Regions from separate parts of the Homo sapiens genome. Here region 2 is linked to region 1. A link is a loop called in an ENCODE intact Hi-C map of the cell type or tissue named here. Cell type or tissue: B cell. All regions are shown on one strand. Each heading gives the region's core, and the rest is flanking DNA. Links, peaks and the distances in the headings are about the cores only. Region 1 overlaps PLXND1 (plexin D1). Region 2 overlaps IFT122 (intraflagellar transport 122).

The links. Peaks named below come from ENCODE experiments on the same cell type or tissue, not always from the same donor. Only the 100,000 strongest peaks of a DNase experiment are listed, where the experiment ranks them.
Region 2: a loop joins it to region 1, with 15 times the contacts of the local background. A loop is called at or near these places in 4 of 110 quality-filtered maps.

The regions. Positions count from the first base shown.
Region 1 is chr3:129,573,761-129,582,164 of GRCh38, reverse strand. It overlaps PLXND1 (plexin D1), which reads left to right. Exons shown (of 36, transcript NM_015103.3): 9 at 3,732-3,836; 10 at 6,310-6,399; 11 at 6,603-6,696; 12 at 7,675-7,829. Among named protein-coding and RNA genes, the nearest start is that of PLXND1, 29 kb to the left of the region's middle. RefSeq lists enhancers at 4,752-5,478, 8,384-8,404. In B cell, for the core only: no CTCF peak of the experiment used is centred there; DNase peaks (open chromatin) are centred at 4,024, 4,514, 5,104, 5,724 and 1 weaker place; H3K4me3 peaks cover 1,370 bases; H3K27ac peaks cover 2,730 bases.
Region 2 is chr3:129,520,108-129,528,458 of GRCh38, reverse strand. It overlaps IFT122 (intraflagellar transport 122), which reads right to left. Exons shown (of 30, transcript NM_052989.3): 30 at 7,952-8,283. The coding sequence ends at 8,194. Among named protein-coding and RNA genes, the nearest start is that of RHO, 4.4 kb to the left of the region's middle. RefSeq lists a silencer at 2,067-2,267. In B cell, for the core only: no CTCF peak of the experiment used is centred there; a DNase peak (open chromatin) is centred at 2,138; H3K27ac peaks cover 762 bases.

The DNA.
Region 1 (8,404 bases), core at 2,576-7,575:
GAAGAGCCTGGCAGGGGCCATGCTTAATTCTATTCGAAGAGGGGCTTGGCAGCAGGGGGCTTCCAGCACTGGAGGAGAGCCCAGTGGAGTCGGTGCAGTGAAACCATACGGGAGCCCTGAGCTGCTCCTGGACCCCCAGATTCCACAGTTGGGACCCCACTAGGACTCCTGCTCCTGTCTGGGGACCCCATCTCAATCACGTCTCTTCCTTCCAGCTCCCAGCCCAGGGTTGTGTACACAGCAGGGGCTCGGTTATGGTGGTGGGAAGCATCACACTGGGCAGCAGCCTGCTTCTTGTGCGCTAACCTAGGGGATGCGAGGAGGACCCAGCCTCGTCACAGTCCGTTCAGCATTTATTGAGTGCCTGCTGTATGCCTTAGTCAGTACTGGGCCCTGGGAAAGAACCGAGTTGGACTAGTCCTGCCATCACGAGCCAAGAGCCTCAGGTGTGAGCTGTGGCTGTATGATCTTAGGGAAGCTACTGAATCTCTCTGTGCCTCTGTTTCCCCATCTATAAAATGGGACCTGCCTGAAGGGTTTGGTGGGGATCTGGAATTATGCCCGTAAGATACCAACTCTATACTTGGCACATAGTAGATGCTCACTACAAAGCCACCATGCACCTTGGGAACTGATGGCCACTCTCTGTGGGTGGGCCAGAGTGAGGATTTCAGAGAGAGGATTTCAGAGAGAGGATTTCTCTTGAGAGGGGACCTTCGTGCTGGGTCTTGAGAGATGCATAGGAGCTCACCAGCTGGGAGGGAGTTCCATGGCAGCGTCCTGTCAGATGGCTGTCCCCCAGGTCTGCAGTTCTTCAGGCCAGGAGCTGGGGTGGAGGCACAGAGGAAGCCTGTCTGAGAATTACAGTAACTAGCCGAAGAGGCAGCTCTGCCCCGGGCGTGCAGGAGGCTCTGAACTGATGTTTAATTTGGCATTTAATGAAGTGCCAGTTAGTCGTAGTGGTGCCGTGGTCTCTGTGTGAACAGCAGGCAGCAGGCAGCGGGATCTGCACACCACGTGGCCCCTCGGGAGCCGGGAGAAGTGTCCCTGGGAAGGGAGGTGCTAGGGCCTGAGTCTCCTGTCACGTTCCCATTGTCCCTCATGGTCCCCGCGTGAAAGATGTGCAAAGTGGAGGATGCTGGAAGGAGGGCTTCAGCTTTAGGGGAGGCTGGGAGGAAGGTGGATGTGTGCCCCGTTTGCAGGTGCCTGAGGGATGAGGTAGCTTCCCTGGGGGTGGCTTCCCAAGGACCACTCATAGGTGTAGGTGGTCACTACGGGCCAGTGGAGAGAGTGGGGTGGTAGGAACATGGGGGCAATTGTGGGGGTCCCTGGGGGTACAGAGACGTAGGGAGGGACCAGGTGGATTCAGGGTCCCTGGGTTGTTGAGTGCCTTGATGGTTTGGGACACCAGTTCTTCCCCTGGAGTTTAGGAGAGGCCCTGTGAGAGCCACGAGGACTCCTCCAGCCTCGGTTCTCTAGAATGGGGGTGAGCATCCACCTGGCCACAGGTTACAAGTGGCTAAGGGGAGTGGGGTGGCCCTCGGGGATGGTCACACATCATTCACTGTGGGGGCCCTCTTGTGAGAGCGCCTCCTGCCCTGACTCTCACACCTCAGCCCCACATCAACACCTACCCACCGGGTGGGCTGGGGCCAGGAGGACAGAGGCTGGGCCCCAGCCAGCCGCAAAGCAGACCTGGCAGTGGCTTCGAGGCCTGAGTGGAAACATGGATTCCATGCCCTCGGATTCCGTGGGGTTTACACACAGCACAGGATGGCAGCCTGCGGTCTGCAGGGGGCCCGCCGCTGACTCCGTCTGGGCCCCTCCTTGGTAGGAACACGGAGGCCCGGAGAGGGTCAGTGGCTCGTGTATTCTGGCACAGGGAGCCAGCAGCACCCGGGCCTGGCTATGCTGCTTCTCTTGCCAAGCCCCTGAGGTCTGCACCAGACCCTGTCCCTAGGGGAACTCACCACTCTGGTCTCGTGGTCAGCAAATGGTCTGGACAACTGGAGCCTTCCTGTGTTGCTCATTCCACTGTAGGCAAACTGCTTTGCTTCTGTGTGCCTCAGTTTCCTATTCTGTAAAGTGGGTGTAATGATAGTATCTACCTCCTAGGGTTGTTGGGAGTAGAATTTGGTAAATTAAAAGAGTGCAAAGTGCTCAGAACGGTCCCAGCAGAGGGAGGGCTAGATGAGCTGGTGACTGCCACTGTTATTAGCATTATCGTCATCAGTTCTTGTTGTTGGCATTGGCATCCCCTCGAGGTCCGGTTTTGGGCTGGGGTCCCTGAGGGGAATCAGTCCCTGTCCTGCTCTCATCTGGTGTAGAATAAAGAAGCGTCTCATATTTTGTCCCAAGGCCTTTGGCCTGGCTGGGTGACCTCACGTGGACACACGTGGCCCATGGACGCTTTTGCTTTCTGGCCTGATTCTAACCCAGATCCTTCTGCAACCAGCCTTGGGAAGGAGGGCAGAGTAGGAAGTCCCTGAGCTGAAGGGTGGTTGTAGTCCCCTTGGCATGGGTGTGGCTGCTCCAAGGTCCCCAGTCCTGCCCTGCTCATGGTCCCAGCAGGTCAGATTCGGGAGCAGGAGGAGGCAGGAATGGCTCACTGGGGCCACCAAAGCTGGAGAACACAGGGCAGGTTGGGGGGTCCATACCTCCCAGCTCAGAGCGATCACTAAGGTGGACATGGCGGGAACAGCCCTGCCTCTGGTCTCTGCCCCTCCCCCAGGCCTCAGTTTCTTATTCTGTACAGTGGAGCATGGATCCCAGGAGCCTGGAGACAGCAGTTCCCAACCAGGCCTTGAATCCCTGCAGCGGGGCTAGACCTCTGCATCTTAACACGCGCCCCAGCTCGGAGGACCCCAGAGTCAAGACACCTGGGGCTTCAGGGGCCAGCCCTGTCCTCCGCCCTCAGGCAGCTCACTGCTCTTGGAGGCTCAATCTCCCCTCCCTCCCTTCCATCCTTCATCCCTCCTTCCTTCTTTCCTTCCCTCCCTCCTCCCTCCTTCTTTCGTTCCATGAAGCAGCTGCTCTGCCAGGCCTCAGTGACTCCACCACCAAACAAGAGCCAACCATGTGCTGTCCCCCCATGAGCCCGGGGCCCTTCCTGGGAGTATCTGGGGCTGGCACCTTCACCTAGAGGCTGTGACTTATACCCGGGCTGTGGGGAGGGGTGTCCCCTGGAGACCGGTGGTATCTGGCCCTCTGAAATGTCCTCCTGGTATTCAGAGCCCTCCCTGTGCCTTTCCTATGGGCTGTTTGGAAGCCCAAGGTTTCTCTTTTCTGAATCGCTTAACACGGGTCAGTCAGGAAGCTGGAGTTTCAGCCCTGGGGGCATCTCAGGGAGTGGGTGCAGCCCCCCTGTTCTACTATTGGGAAAGGTGAGGCCCAGAGACAGGGAGGAGCTGGGCCTGGAGTTCAGCCTCCCAGCCTCGTCTGAGGCCAGGGAGCACTCATGGAGGAAATTGGCCCCACCACTGGGCGGGTTATGCCATCTGCCTGTGCCCACCTTCCTCATCTTTAAACAGGGCCAATGCGACCTGCCCATAGGATGGAGGGTGGTGGCGAGTGGGAGGCACGGGGTGGGGCTGGTGGCCGTTAGGACTGAATGACTAGTGTTTTCTCCTCAGGAAGGCAGGACTGAACCAGGCAGGCTGGGGTGCAGTGAGTCCTCCTGCCTCTTCTCTGAAATGCCCCTGTGTCACCCTCTCCTTCTGTTTCCTCTGCAGAGCCCTCAGGACTGCCCCCGGACCCTGCTCTCACCCCTGGCACCCGTGCCTACGGGTGGCTCCCAGAACATCCTGGTGCCTCTGGCCAACACTGCCTTTTTCCAGGTAAGTAGAAGCCAGGCCAGCGCCGGGTGGGGCCAGGAGGAGGCCGGGGAGCACGCAGGCCACTAACTGCCCCCATGTCCTGGTGTGACCCCTGCTCTGGGCCCACTGCAGTGCTTTCGCACCTGTGTGGGCTTTGCTTTTCTTTCTCTGAGTTTCCACCTTCTGCATGAGGAAGCCCCACTCTGACTGCACGGGGCTGCAAGAAGAGGAAGTGGTGAGGGCCAGGCCAAGGGGGACAGCTGGGGGCCAACAGCTGCCAAGGGAAAGCCAGTGCCCCCAGGCTCTCCTGCCCCGTGCCACAGCCGGAGGGTGGACGCTGCCCTATCCTGTCCTCCCTTAGCCTGAGCTGTGACCCTGGACACACCCACCCACCGCCGAGCCCACTGCCCCGTGGGTGGCTTCCATGTCTTCCCTGCAGAATGACCAGAGAACCCCTTGGCCACCCCATTCCCCATTGTCCAGATGGGGAAGATGAGGCCCAGGAAGGAAAAGTAGATGACGCCAGATCACACAACACAGGGCTGGACTTGTGCTTAGCTCTGGACTCCCCAACCAGTGCTCGTCTTTGCAACTAGCCCCGCCCCCACCATCTGGGCTGGGGGTTGGGGACGCAGCTCCTTTCTGGACCCCTCCTGGAGGCGCGTCCTGGGTGGGAAGCGTTGACGAGTCCTGGAGGCGTGCCAGCCACCCCCCTCCCCACCTCCCTGGAACTCGCCATCTGTTACTTCCATGGAGGAGCTGAGGCCCGTGAGAGCTGTCACACGTGGTGGCCACGTGCCGGGCATCTGGGATGTGTCGGGAAGCCTCGTGGCAGGGGCTGGAGCTCTGGGAGGGCTAGGGTGGGGCCTGCCCTCAGCCCTCAAGCCCCACCCTGCAGGAGTTGGGGCAAGCGCCTCCAGGATCAGCCAGGGGGCTGGGTGGGTGGGCAGGATGGCTCTGCCCCTGGGCCGTGGGCGCCTGGGATGGGGAGGTGTGAGCCTGACTTGAGTCCTGCCGATTCTTCCCAGCTGTGTGGTGGGGCAGCCTCCACTCTGACCGAGCTGCAGGGGCGCCTGCCCTCCTGCTCCCCAGGGCCTGCTCCTAGAACACTGAAGTCAGGCCCAGCGGTGGGGGCCTGTTTGCTGAGCCTACACCCTGGGGAGCTCTGGGACGGGCCGGGTGTGCTGTTCTGAGGTGGCTGAGGACTAAGAGGAGGGACCCATCTCCAGCTCAGCATGGCAGGGGACAAAACGGGCTTTTGGCCCCGTCAGCAGCCACTTTCCTGTGTTAGCTTCCGGGCTGGGACCCCAGAAGCAGGGAGGTTGACCTGCATTCTCCTCAGGGTGTCACATCTGCCAGCCACAGGGACATAAACAGGAAGCTCTGCCACGCAGCTGGCTGGGTGCTTGGCGTAATACACAAAACCTGAGTCTGTTTACTCAGCAAATATGTATTGGTGCTGCTCCTGAGAAGGCCAGATGAGCCTGGGGAACTGAGCCTCATGACACAAACATTATTGGATACCTCCTGCATACTAATGATAGCAAGCACATATTAGGCCCCTACCGTGTGCGGCCCCTTGAGGTACACAATCTCCAGTTTTCCCAGCAACCCTATTCCCATTGTCCAGGTAGGAAAACCAAGCCTCAGAGAAGGGGTCAACTTGCATGAGGTCACATAGCTGGGACATGCAGAGGTGGGGTTTGAACCCAGGCCAGGGCTCTTCCAGCTGCTTTCTGCTGCCCTTGGGGGTGGTGTCAGAGCGGCCGAGCCCTGACCGTCCCCGGTTGGCGAGGGGACAGGTAAGCAGCCAGGCAAGAGGCTAAGGGTGATGCCTGGCACACAGGGATGGGGGCAGCTCTAGGAGCTTCGTAGTGCCCCAGCAGACACCTGAATAGTTGCTGCTGAGGGAATGAATGAGGATCAAGTGAGGCACACCCCTTTGATTTGAGGGCAGCATCTGGGAAGGCTTCAGAACAGGGGGCTTTTAAGCTGGATCCTGAAGGCTGTGTTGAGCTTTGCTGGGTGGTAGAAAGGAAGACAGGTGTTCAGGCGAGGGGAGGGCTCAGGCAAAGGCCGGGGCAGGAGAGTCTGGCCGTGTTGGGCGTTGGGGCACGTCTGAGCAGGGCCTGGTAGGGCAGGATGGGAGGTGGGAAGGCTCGAAGAGCAGGGGAACCCCGCTGGGAGTGGAGCCTTAGGAGCTGAATACAAGGCCCCTGGGTTAGATCACTGGGGATGCTGGAGAGGCTTTTAGTGGTGCTGAGCGCATGAGGCCAAAGTTCTTGGCATTCCTGCACTGCTTGCCTCCCTCAAACATTGGACGTGATGGCCAGGAAGGGGATTTTGGGGGACGGGACAGCCCATGCAAAGGCCTGACAGTTCGACCAAGCCCACCTTTCCCAGCAGGAGCCCGTGGTGTCCTGCTGGAGTTAGAGGGCAATGCATGCTGGCTTGGTTCTCCTCAAACCCGCCTCCCACTCCCTGTTTCCCACAGGGTGCAGCCCTGGAGTGTAGTTTTGGGCTGGAGGAGATCTTCGAGGCTGTGTGGGTGAATGAGTCTGTTGTACGCTGTGACCAGGTGGTGGTGAGTGGGGTGACTCCAGCATGGGCGGAGGGCGGGCCTGCGTTAAGTCCAGATGCTGTACCCCTCACCCCACCCTGCCTCTCTCTACCTTCTGGTTCCCCCATCCCCAGCAGCCCCAACTTCATCTGCCTCCATGACACCCATCCCCAGCAGAGCCCCAGGCATTGCCCATGCCCCCTATGCTCTTTTCTGCCCTTTTGCAGCTGCACACGACCCGGAAGAGCCAGGTGTTCCCGCTCAGCCTCCAACTAAAGGGGCGGCCAGCCCGATTCCTGGACAGCCCTGAGCCCATGACAGGTGGGCACCCCCACCCGCCCCACATGGCCTCGGGGCCTCAGTGCAGTGGGTGGGGCTCAGCCTTGTGCGACTCATTCCAGTGGTTGCCCCAAAGCCGCAGATGTCCCACCCCATTGTTCTCCAGCACACACACAGCCTCATATCCCAGCCCTGCCATGCCATGCCAGGCTCCAGGCCTTGGGGTCTCCGTGCATAGTTTCCCCTGCCTTCCTGGGCCTGATCGTCCCCATAGGAAACAGGACACAGTCCCTCTGCAGAGCTTGTAAGGACCTGATGAGCCAGGGCTCGCCCAACCTTGAGCGTGGCATCTGGGGTGTGGTCAGCTCCCCTCGCGTGGCAGCTGTGCAGTTGCTGTGACTGTCTGTGTTGGGTCCACTCTCCAGGGGCTCCTCTGTTCATGGGGAGTCTCAGGCATCCCTGGTGGACGTGGTGCCCTCCAGATTCCCACCATGAAGGTCCCAGAACGGCCCTGCATACCCAAGGTCCTGGAGAACCCTCCCTGCCCTCCTCTTTGGGCTACTTGGAGGGTTTGAAGCCCCAAAGTACTCATAGTCCACATTACTCAGGGATCCCCAGCATCCTAGGGCCCCGCCGGGGTTGATCAGACCCACTGAGGTCTGGGTGGGATCTGGCTTTACCACCCACAGGCCTCGTGAGCTCAGGCGAGTCCCTCCTGTCTGAGCGTCAGCCTCTTCTCTGTAAAGTGAGGCTGACCTGAGGCTCCCAGCTGGAGTCTCTGTGAGGGGAAGGAAATCAATGAAGCAGGGGCTGCACTGTGCTCAGCACAGGCCCCAGGGGTTTGGGGAAGGGGCTAAGAACCTCAGGGGATCCTGACCCCCAGAATCAGGACTTCCTCTGGGTGGGGCACCACAATGATGGGGCGCAGACCTCTTGACAGTTGTTGTGTGTGGAGGGCACAGCGGTGTTGGGGCATGCACCGCAGAGCGGGGCTGACCGAGCTGCCCCGTGTCTCCCCAGTCATGGTCTATAACTGTGCCATGGGCAGCCCCGACTGTTCCCAGTGCCTGGGCCGCGAAGACCTGGGTCACCTGTGCATGTGGAGTGATGGCTGCCGCCTGCGGGGGCCTCTGCAGCCCATGGCTGGCACCTGCCCCGCCCCCGAGATCCACGCGGTAAGCATGCCCAGTGGAGGCACGTGGCACCCGCACTCCGGCACGGCGCATGCGCAGTGCCCTCGAGGGTCCCACTTCTTGGGGACCCAAACGGCACATACACCGACACATGGGTGCAGTATCACCTGTGAACAAAAGGAAGTGCTCTGCCTCACAGAGCTGATGTTTCAGTGGGGGAGGTGGACAGTAATAAATAAGGAAATGAATAAATTATAGAAGGCATTGGAAGTGTGGCGTGGAGGAGACACCGAGGGCTGAATGTTGTTAGTTTCAGGGGATACCATGATCACTAAAGCCACCAATGACATGGCCAAACATTGCTCCTGGAAGCTGACCTCAGCATCCTCCAGGAGACCCCCTAAGTAGCGTCCCCAGGCCCACGTGGGCTCAGTAATGCACACCCACATCCTCCTTGCCAGCACAGTGACCTGCCAAGTGGCCACAGTCCCAGCCCCACCTGAGCCTCCAGACCTTCCTCTAAGCAGTGGGTCTGCACGGCTGTGCCCTGCTGGGTGCCTGTGACTGTGGGCAGAAGCCTGCTGGCCTGCAGCCTCAGATCCCATTCGCCCCTCTCT
Region 2 (8,351 bases), core at 159-5,158, 51 kb after region 1:
GGAGAGGTACTCAGGATCCAGGAAAAGGGAGGAGAAGGTCCCCTAACTTCTGCATGACTTGTCTGTCCCAAGGTCCCAGCTCAGTCTGGTGGCCTGGGTTTGAAATAGGGACCATGGGCCTCTGTGCTATGTCCTCTGGACAGCTAGAGACTTTCTGGTTTATTCTCCCAGTCTCTCATCTCGTCACACAGCCCCTTACCTGTTCGTTCCCCCACAAGTTACCTCTGGAGTCATCCAGTCCCCACACTCCTCTGACAGGAGGAGCTCCATGAGGGCAGGGGCTGCAACCTGCAGCTTCCGTTTCTGGTGCCAGACACATAGCCTAGGGCCCAGGAGCCCAATCCTTGTTGCATGGAATTGGAATTCACTCTCTTGTTCGTTCATTAAACATTTATTTGCAGGCCCCTGGGAATACAAAGATGGAAAGAAACAGCCCTGCCCAGAGGAGCTCAGGGGCTGAGGAGGACTCAAATGTGGGAAGAAGCAGATTCCGTCCAGGGTGGCTGTGAGGTTGTGGAGACAGGGCCTGACTGCCTGGGGGTTGCAGTCTGGGAGGCCATGTTTGGGCCTTTGAGAGAAGGAGCAGTTTGCCAGGTGGCTAGGTGGGGAAGATCTGGGCTGGGGGCAGTTGTAATGGGTCTTGAACGCTAGGCCGGGGAACCTGGCTTTATCCAGAGGAAAGTGAGCAGTGGCTTGGGCAGATCACTGGTGTAGAAAGGTGACTCAAATGCCCCCAAAGATGGAGTGGAGGGAGGGAGGATGGAGGGGGCTACCAGAGCAGGGGAGGGGCAGAACCCTTCAGGGGACTCCAGTCTGAAGGGGAGGCTGGCCCTGGAGGCAGCAGACAGGGCACTGTTGGGGGAGGCCTAATCAGCCACGAGGGCCTCAAATGCCATGTACCAGGTGGCCCCACGAGGGCCGATTCCAGAATAGCAGGATGTACCGTGAGAAAGAAAGTAGTCAGAGCCTTGGGGGCAGATGACTGGGGGAAAATGGAGGCCAACACTGGCAGGTCCCCCTCTCCCCGTCGTCCAAGCAACATGATGACACCTCCCAGGAATGAAGTGGGGTGTCTGGGGCGGCCTGTGCAAGTGCTGAGAGTGCCCGACGTGCGGCCGCTCAGTGACCACTGTCCAGCCAACATGTGTATTGAGCACCTACTGTGGCCCAGACAAGGTGCTTGGTCCTTGGGGACACACAGGGTACACGAAAGAGCAAGCTCCTGCTCACAAGAAGCCAGTGTTTTTGTGGGGTGAGGGGGCACAGGGACCACAAACAAATAGAAGAGCGAATAACAGTAGGGACAGTTCAGTCGCAGCCACTCCCAACACAGGAGGCTTCTCTGAGAAGCTGGAGCTTGAGCTGAGAACGGAACAACAGGAGGAAGCTTCAGGGGAAGGACATCCAGGCGGAAGGACCCCTGAGAGTGCAAAGCCCTGATGCCTGGGAAATATCCCTTAATCTCTCTCTCACTGTCTCTCTTCCCACCCAGGATTCCCAGATCTGTCTGCTCAGAAGAGTGCCCCCTTCCCTGCAGCCCACCTGGGCTCCAGCCCCCTACCTGGCCTGGGTGGTGTTGGGTCTAACAGCGTTTGGCACACGTGGCAGGGCTAAGGCAGGGCGGGTGGGATGGGGCCTCTCGTAGTTTAAGGCGCTTGGCCTGGTGATTATGCCCAACGCTAATGAGGTTAAGGTGAGGGTTTGATTCTGACGTGGACCCTCATGGCCAGAAGGAGGGTGTCCTGGATGCCTTGGGTCAAGACTGACCCACAACTGGCCCCTCCCTGGCCGGGCTGAGCCCCCATCCCACACAGCTTAGCAGTACCTCAGCATCTTGCTTTTTGCATAGTGCTTCTGACAGCATGGAAGCTTTTTATTTGTGTTTTGTGCCCGTCTCCCTGCCTGTAACATGAGTCCACAAGGGTAAGCCTGGGTCTGTCTTGCTCACAACAGGGTTCCCAGAGACCAGCATGGTGCTTGGCCTGTAGTGGAAAGAGGTGGGATGATGTCTGTTTTGTTCACTGATGTGTCTCCAGGGCCTGGCACCTAGAAGGTGCTCCTGAATATTTGTTGAATGAACGAGTGAGTGGGGGAATGGACCTAGATGATCTCAGTACTTCCCCTCTCTGTCTCAGGTTCCTCCTTTGTGAGTTTCACAATTGCAACCTCATGGAGCCCTGGTGATGGGGAACTAACAGCCATCACTGAGGTGACAGTGCTCTTTATTCTGTAAAGCTTGACGAAGAAAAAAAAAGTTTTGAGACAAGGTCTCTGTCGCCCAGGCTGGAGTGCAGTGCCACAATCATAGCTCACTGTAGCCTCTGCCTCCTGGGCTCAAGCGATCCTCTCACCTCAGCCTCCTGAGTAGCTGGGACCACAAGTGCACACCACTAGTTTTTGTATTTTTTGTAGGGGTGGAGTCTCGCTATGTTGCCCAGGCTGGTCCTGAACTCCTGGCTCAAGCGATCCACCCTCCTCGGCCTCCCAAAGTGCCAGGATTATAGGAGTGAACCACCGTGTCCGGCCCAAGAAATTTTTTTTTAAACAAAAAATGCTCTTTGTTCAGGAAAACAGACTCATAGTGAGCTGGAAGGGTCATTCGAAGTCACCTACTCTGACCATCTCTGCTATATCCATTTTGCAGATGAAAAGACTGAGGCCTAGCTCTGCAGAGTTGCTCAGGTCCCGTTACAAATCAGTGACAGCCTGGGCTATAACCCACACAGTCAACTGGGCTTCCTGGGGTATCAGCTTCCCAAACCTGGCTATGCCTCCCTCCCCTCATCAAAGATAGCTCTCAGGAAAGACCAGCCAGCCATTCACACCATGGTATAAATGACTAAAGAAAGGTTTAGCTGGGGTAATGGAAAGGCCCTAGACTGAGTCACACAGGCCTGGCGTGGGGCAGTGGAAGCCTCGAGGAGAGGAGGCTGGATTCTAGCTGGTCTTTGAGTCACCATGGTAGTCCTGCTTCCTTCCCCTCTCTGGGCCTCAGTTTGCTCAGACGAGGAAGCCTCAGTGTGGGGTAGGGGCACACCCATCTATACAGTAAACCTCACCTGCTTTCTCCATGAGAGCCTGGTTCGTGAATCTTTAGACCCTATGGCCTTGGTTTCACTGTTCTCCCTCATTGGGCAAGGCTCTTTTCCACCCACCCTTACATCTGGACTGAGGCTACACAGCCTGGGTGCAGCCAGCTACCCCGCCCTCCCGAGAGTGTGCTTCGGTTCTCCACTCTGTAAAATGGGAATGATAATAGTGCCTACCTAATAGGATTATTGGGAGTGCTTGTAAGTGATCAATATATTTGTTGCTGACAGTATTAATCTCTTCCTGAGTCTCCTTCAGGTCTCCGCTCACACTCATGTCCTTGGAGAGACCACCCCTGACCATCCTACACACCAGGCACCCCCACCAGGTTTAGCTGTTTTGAGACAGGGTCTCACTCTGTCACCCAAGCTGGAGTGCAGTGGTGTGATCTTGGCTCACTGCAACCTCCTCTTCCTGGGTTCAAGCGATTCTCCTGCCTTAGCCTCCCAAGTAACCAGGACTACAGGCATGTACTGCCATGCCTGGCTAATTTTTATATTTTTAGTACAGACAGGATTTTGCCATGTTAGCCAGGCTGGTCTCTAACTCCTGATCTCAAGTGATCCATCCGCCTCGGCCTCCCAAAGTGCTGGGGTTACAGGCGTGAGCCACCACACCTGGCCTATTGTTTTTTGAGACAGGGTATCACTCTGTGACTCAGGTTGGAGTGCAGCGGCATGATCATGGCTCACTGCAGCCTCAACCTCCTGGGCTCAAGCGGTCCACCACCTCAACCCCTGAGTAGCTGGGACCATTGGTGTGTGCCACCATGCCTGGCTAATTTATTTTCATTTTTGTAGAGTTGGGCTCTCCCTATATTGTCCAAGCTGTTCTCTAACTCCCAGGCTCAAGTGATCCTCCTGCCTTGGGAGCCACTTGGGAGGCTGTAATCTCAGCCTCCCAAAGTGCTGAGATTATAGGTGTGAGCAACCACACCCAGCCATGTTCAGTTTTTACACAGTCATTACCATCAGCGACTATCTCATTTGTCTTCTTAAAACAATTTTTAAATGTTTTTTAGAGATGAGTCTTGCTCTGTTGCCCAGGCTGGAGTGCAGTGGCGCAATCATAGCTTACTGCAGCCTTGAATTCCTGTCCTAGGCTCAAGTGATCCTCCTACCTCAGCATCCCGAGTAACTGGGTCTACAGGCATGCCACCACACCTGGCCTCATTTGTCTACTTATTGACTGACTTCCCATCTATTTCTAGAATGCAGGACCAGCCTGGCCTGTTCATCGCTGCCTCTGAGCTCACAACCCATAGGAGGTGTTCAATAAACATTTGTTGAATGAATGAACAACTCCTCCTGCCCCCTATGAAGAGGGTCTAACTCCCCACTGACCACTGAGGAATCTGGGGTATGCAGGGTCAAAGTTCCTCTGCAGAGCTGGGATTTGAACACAGGCCTGGCCAGCACCCACACCTTGTGTCGGGCAGTCCAGAGAAACCCATGGTGTGGGTGTTGGCCAAGCTGGCATGTGGGGGGCTTTCTAAGCCAAGATGGCTGGATGCAGCCATCTTGGGGCACCCGAGTCCCAGCCCTCGGGAGCCCGGCTAGGGGCTTTGCCTTTGCCTCGGTGGATTAGGGGCTTAGCTTGCAGGGCACAAATCGCTCTTCAGCCTCTGCAAGAGAGGAGCTGCTGTGAGAGGAGCTGCTAGGTCAGCATCCTTCTCCTCCTTCTCCTCCTCCTCCTCCTCTTCCTTGGCTTTCTTTCTCCTGGTCCCCCACATGGCTCAGCCCCACCAGGCTGCGTCACCAAGGCTACATGAGGCCTTCAGCGGTACTGAGAGCATCAAGGGGGAATAAGGGAGGGAGAAAGACCAGCTCTCATTCCCTCCTTCCTCTTTCTCTTTTCTACCCTAGCATTTGCCAAACTCCTTATATGCGCCAGGCCCTGGGGACGCTGAGGTGGATCCCACATGGTTCCTGCTTTCAAGGGGCTCCCAGTCTCAGGGGGTACTGATCGGAAACTAAACATGAGAGATGAGCATTTTCTCCCAGTCCCAGTGCTGTGGGAGCCCAGAGGAGCAAAAGGTGGACCAGGAGGGTCAAAAGAGTCTCCCAAGCAGGGCAGGTAGGGAGGGCCAGCTGGGCCTGGAGGTGCTGGGCCCCCCAGGGTGGCGTGCTGGGGATAGAGGGCAGGCCTAGGGGTCTGGGTGTTGGCTGAATTGCATGGGCAGCTACTGCGGGTGGCAAGCAGGGAGGGCCATGACGAGGTCTCCATACCAGGCCAGTGTTCTGGATCTGCAGGGGGAGAATCAGGGAGGCTCGGGGTAAGCACCCTGCCCAGTGGTGGCCTCTGCTGTGGGCACACAGACTCCAAGCCAGGGAAGAGACACAGAGCGACCTTGGAGGAGGGGCCTCTGCCCACCTGTGTGACAGCCACCAGGGGCTCCTAGCTTCACAGCCTTGCTGGGGACAGATGGGAAACCAAGGCCCGGGGACCTCCAGCTGCCTGAGGTGCGTCTCCAGTCAGGTCCACCTGAGGCTGCTCAGTCTACCTCTCCCTTACTTCCTCCTTCCAAGAACATGGGCACAATGTTGAGCACTTGGAGATGAGAGATCAGGACCAGTCCCAGTCAGATGGGGTCTCCCTATATTGTCTGAGCTGGTCTCTAACTCCCGGCTCAAGCGATCCTCCTGCCTTGGCCTCCCAAAGTGCTGAGATTACAGGTGTGAGCGACCACACCCAGCCATGTTCAGTTTTTACACAGCCATTACGATCAACAGTTATCTCATTTGTCTTCTTAAAACAATTTTTAAATGTTGTTTAGAGATGAATGTTGCTCTGTTGCCCAGGCTGGAGTGCAGTGGTGCAATCATAGCTTACTGCAGCCTTGAATTCCTGTCCTTGGCTCAATTGATCCTTCCACCTCAGCCTCCTGAGTAGTTGGGACTACAGGCTAAAGGCCAGAATCACTGCCCCACCGTGCAGCCTTCAGCAGCTGCTCCTCTCTGGCCTCAGTGTCCTCTTAGTTCAATGGGCATCACCAGGTCCCTGTGGTGCCTTCCTTGTCACAGGCACTTGAGGGGTCAACAGGATCATCATCCAGCGCTGTTCACAGACGCAGACTGAGGCTGGAACCTCAGAGTCAGAGCTGGAGGGGGCCCTTTTGTGCAGATGGGGAAACAGCCTTGGAGAAAAGACTGGACTTGGTTCAGACCCAGATCAGGCTGAGAGAGAAAAGCAGCCAGACACAGGGCTTATGCACAAAGGTTGCACCCAGGTGCGACCAAATATGCCTTGGCTTAATGCATATTTGCTGAATGAAAAATAACATGACTGAGGCTCAGTGTCATCACCTGTGTAATAGGCAGCCTTGGATGATGCACGGAAAGTGCATCTGAATGAATAGGGGTCCTACTCAGGCCTCTAGAGCTGAGCTTCCTGGGGCAGCAGAGCCCGGCACAGCACACTCATTTTTGTGTTCTTCGGCTGAGGGGATGCATGCTGGAGTCTCGGCTGGAACCCTCCCCTGCCTCCAGCCAGGGACCATCTGATCTGTCACTGTGATTGACTGCTGGGTAGCTGGAGCTGTTTTCTCCCTCTCCCCTTTTTCCCAGCCATATGCAAATGATTTCAGTTGAAGTCATGCGCTAATGGAAATCCTAACACATTAATAAATGTTTAGTGAGAGAGCGCATGCATGATGGTAAGTAATTAGACACTCGACGGAGGAGTTCTGTTGGCACAACTGTCTGGCTCCCTTTCTTTATTTTCCTCCATCATCTCCAGAGAGATGCGGAGGGAGGCAGGGAGGAGGGGCGGTCTGGGGTGGGGCAAGGGCTCTGGGATGGGGCTCTAGCTCCGACACTTCCCACTGGGGGCCTCTGCAGCCACTCTCCTTGGGGTCTCAGTGTCTGCGTCCCTCCAGTGGGCATATTTGCCCTGCCCTGACCCCTGCACAGGTAGGTTGTAAGGAATCAATACTGCAGCACGAGGGGAGGGTGCGTTTCGGCATGGCATGACAGCCCACACCCTCTCTCCTGCCTGTGCCAGCTGTTCTTGGGCTTTTCATGAAGTGCTGCATTGCCACCTCTGGCAGGTGGACTGGGGGTGAAAGGGGCAGGGCCTTGGGGCTGGACACATCATGGGCCGCCCCTCCCAGGGCTGGAGGCAGCCCCTGGGCCCTGGCAACCCCCTTCCCAGCCCCACTGGAAATCATAACTCTTCCTTCACAGGGCTGCTGAGAGGCCTGAGACAGCATGGAACGTGGCTGGTGCCAAAAACGTCCCCCATACATGTGAGTTCTCCTTAGCTTCTGTGTGCTGTTCCTTCCATGCCCTCAAGCTGTTGGACTGGACACCAGTGATGCCTGAGGGAACAGACCTTGGCAGTCTGGAATCTCAAACGGAAACCCCCTGCTTAAGGAGCTGTTCCAAAGGGAAGAGTCTCCATTGGGCTGGGGCTGCTCTGTGGGGCTGGGGAAGGTGGATGGAAGAGGGCGGCTCCAGAGCCTGGACAGGAGCCTTGACTGGGCTACCAAACAGGAGCCTTTTTTTAAACTCCTGCCATCTTCTTTGGACCCACGTATTTTCTCTTGTCAAGATGGATCCCCATTAAATCAAAATAAATAAACAAAAAAACCCCCTGCTCCCCCACCCCTTTCTATATTGCCATTTTGATTAAATGTTAAGAGCACACAAATGTAATGTTCCTTTCAAATTAGAAACAGGTGCACTTTTGCATACGGAAATTAAGTTGCAGACAATAAGATGATTTGCTAAAATGTAGATGCTGATGAAAATAAGGAGCCCTTTTGTCATTATTGAGGCAATCTGTTGGCAAAATGTACATGCTAACGGTCTGACAGATCGGCGGACTCCAGCAGGCTGCCACGAACAACTCGGAGCCGTTCTGAAAGTAACAGATTTTTTTCCTTAGAAAATATATGTACATTCTCTTCCTCATCTCCTGGTGCTATTTACAAGGCATGAAATGCCATAAATAGGAATTCCGTGGTTACACAAGGCCCCCCCCACAAAACACAAACTTCATCTGGGCAAGAAACACATTCTGACAGTTTAACTCTTTATTCTCCTTCACAGCCCAGCAGACCCCAAGGCGGGCAGAGGGTGCAGGCCGTCCCCAGGATGCTGGTCATGGGCCAGGGTCATCCTTGCACCTGCGGCAGTAGGGGCAGCAGCCATGCTGAAGCACCAGCAACTCATAGTCCTCAGAATGGAACATCTAAGGGAAGACAGCTGTAAGACCAGGCTGAAGCCCTAGTGCTCATCAGCCCTACGCCTGGGGCCAGG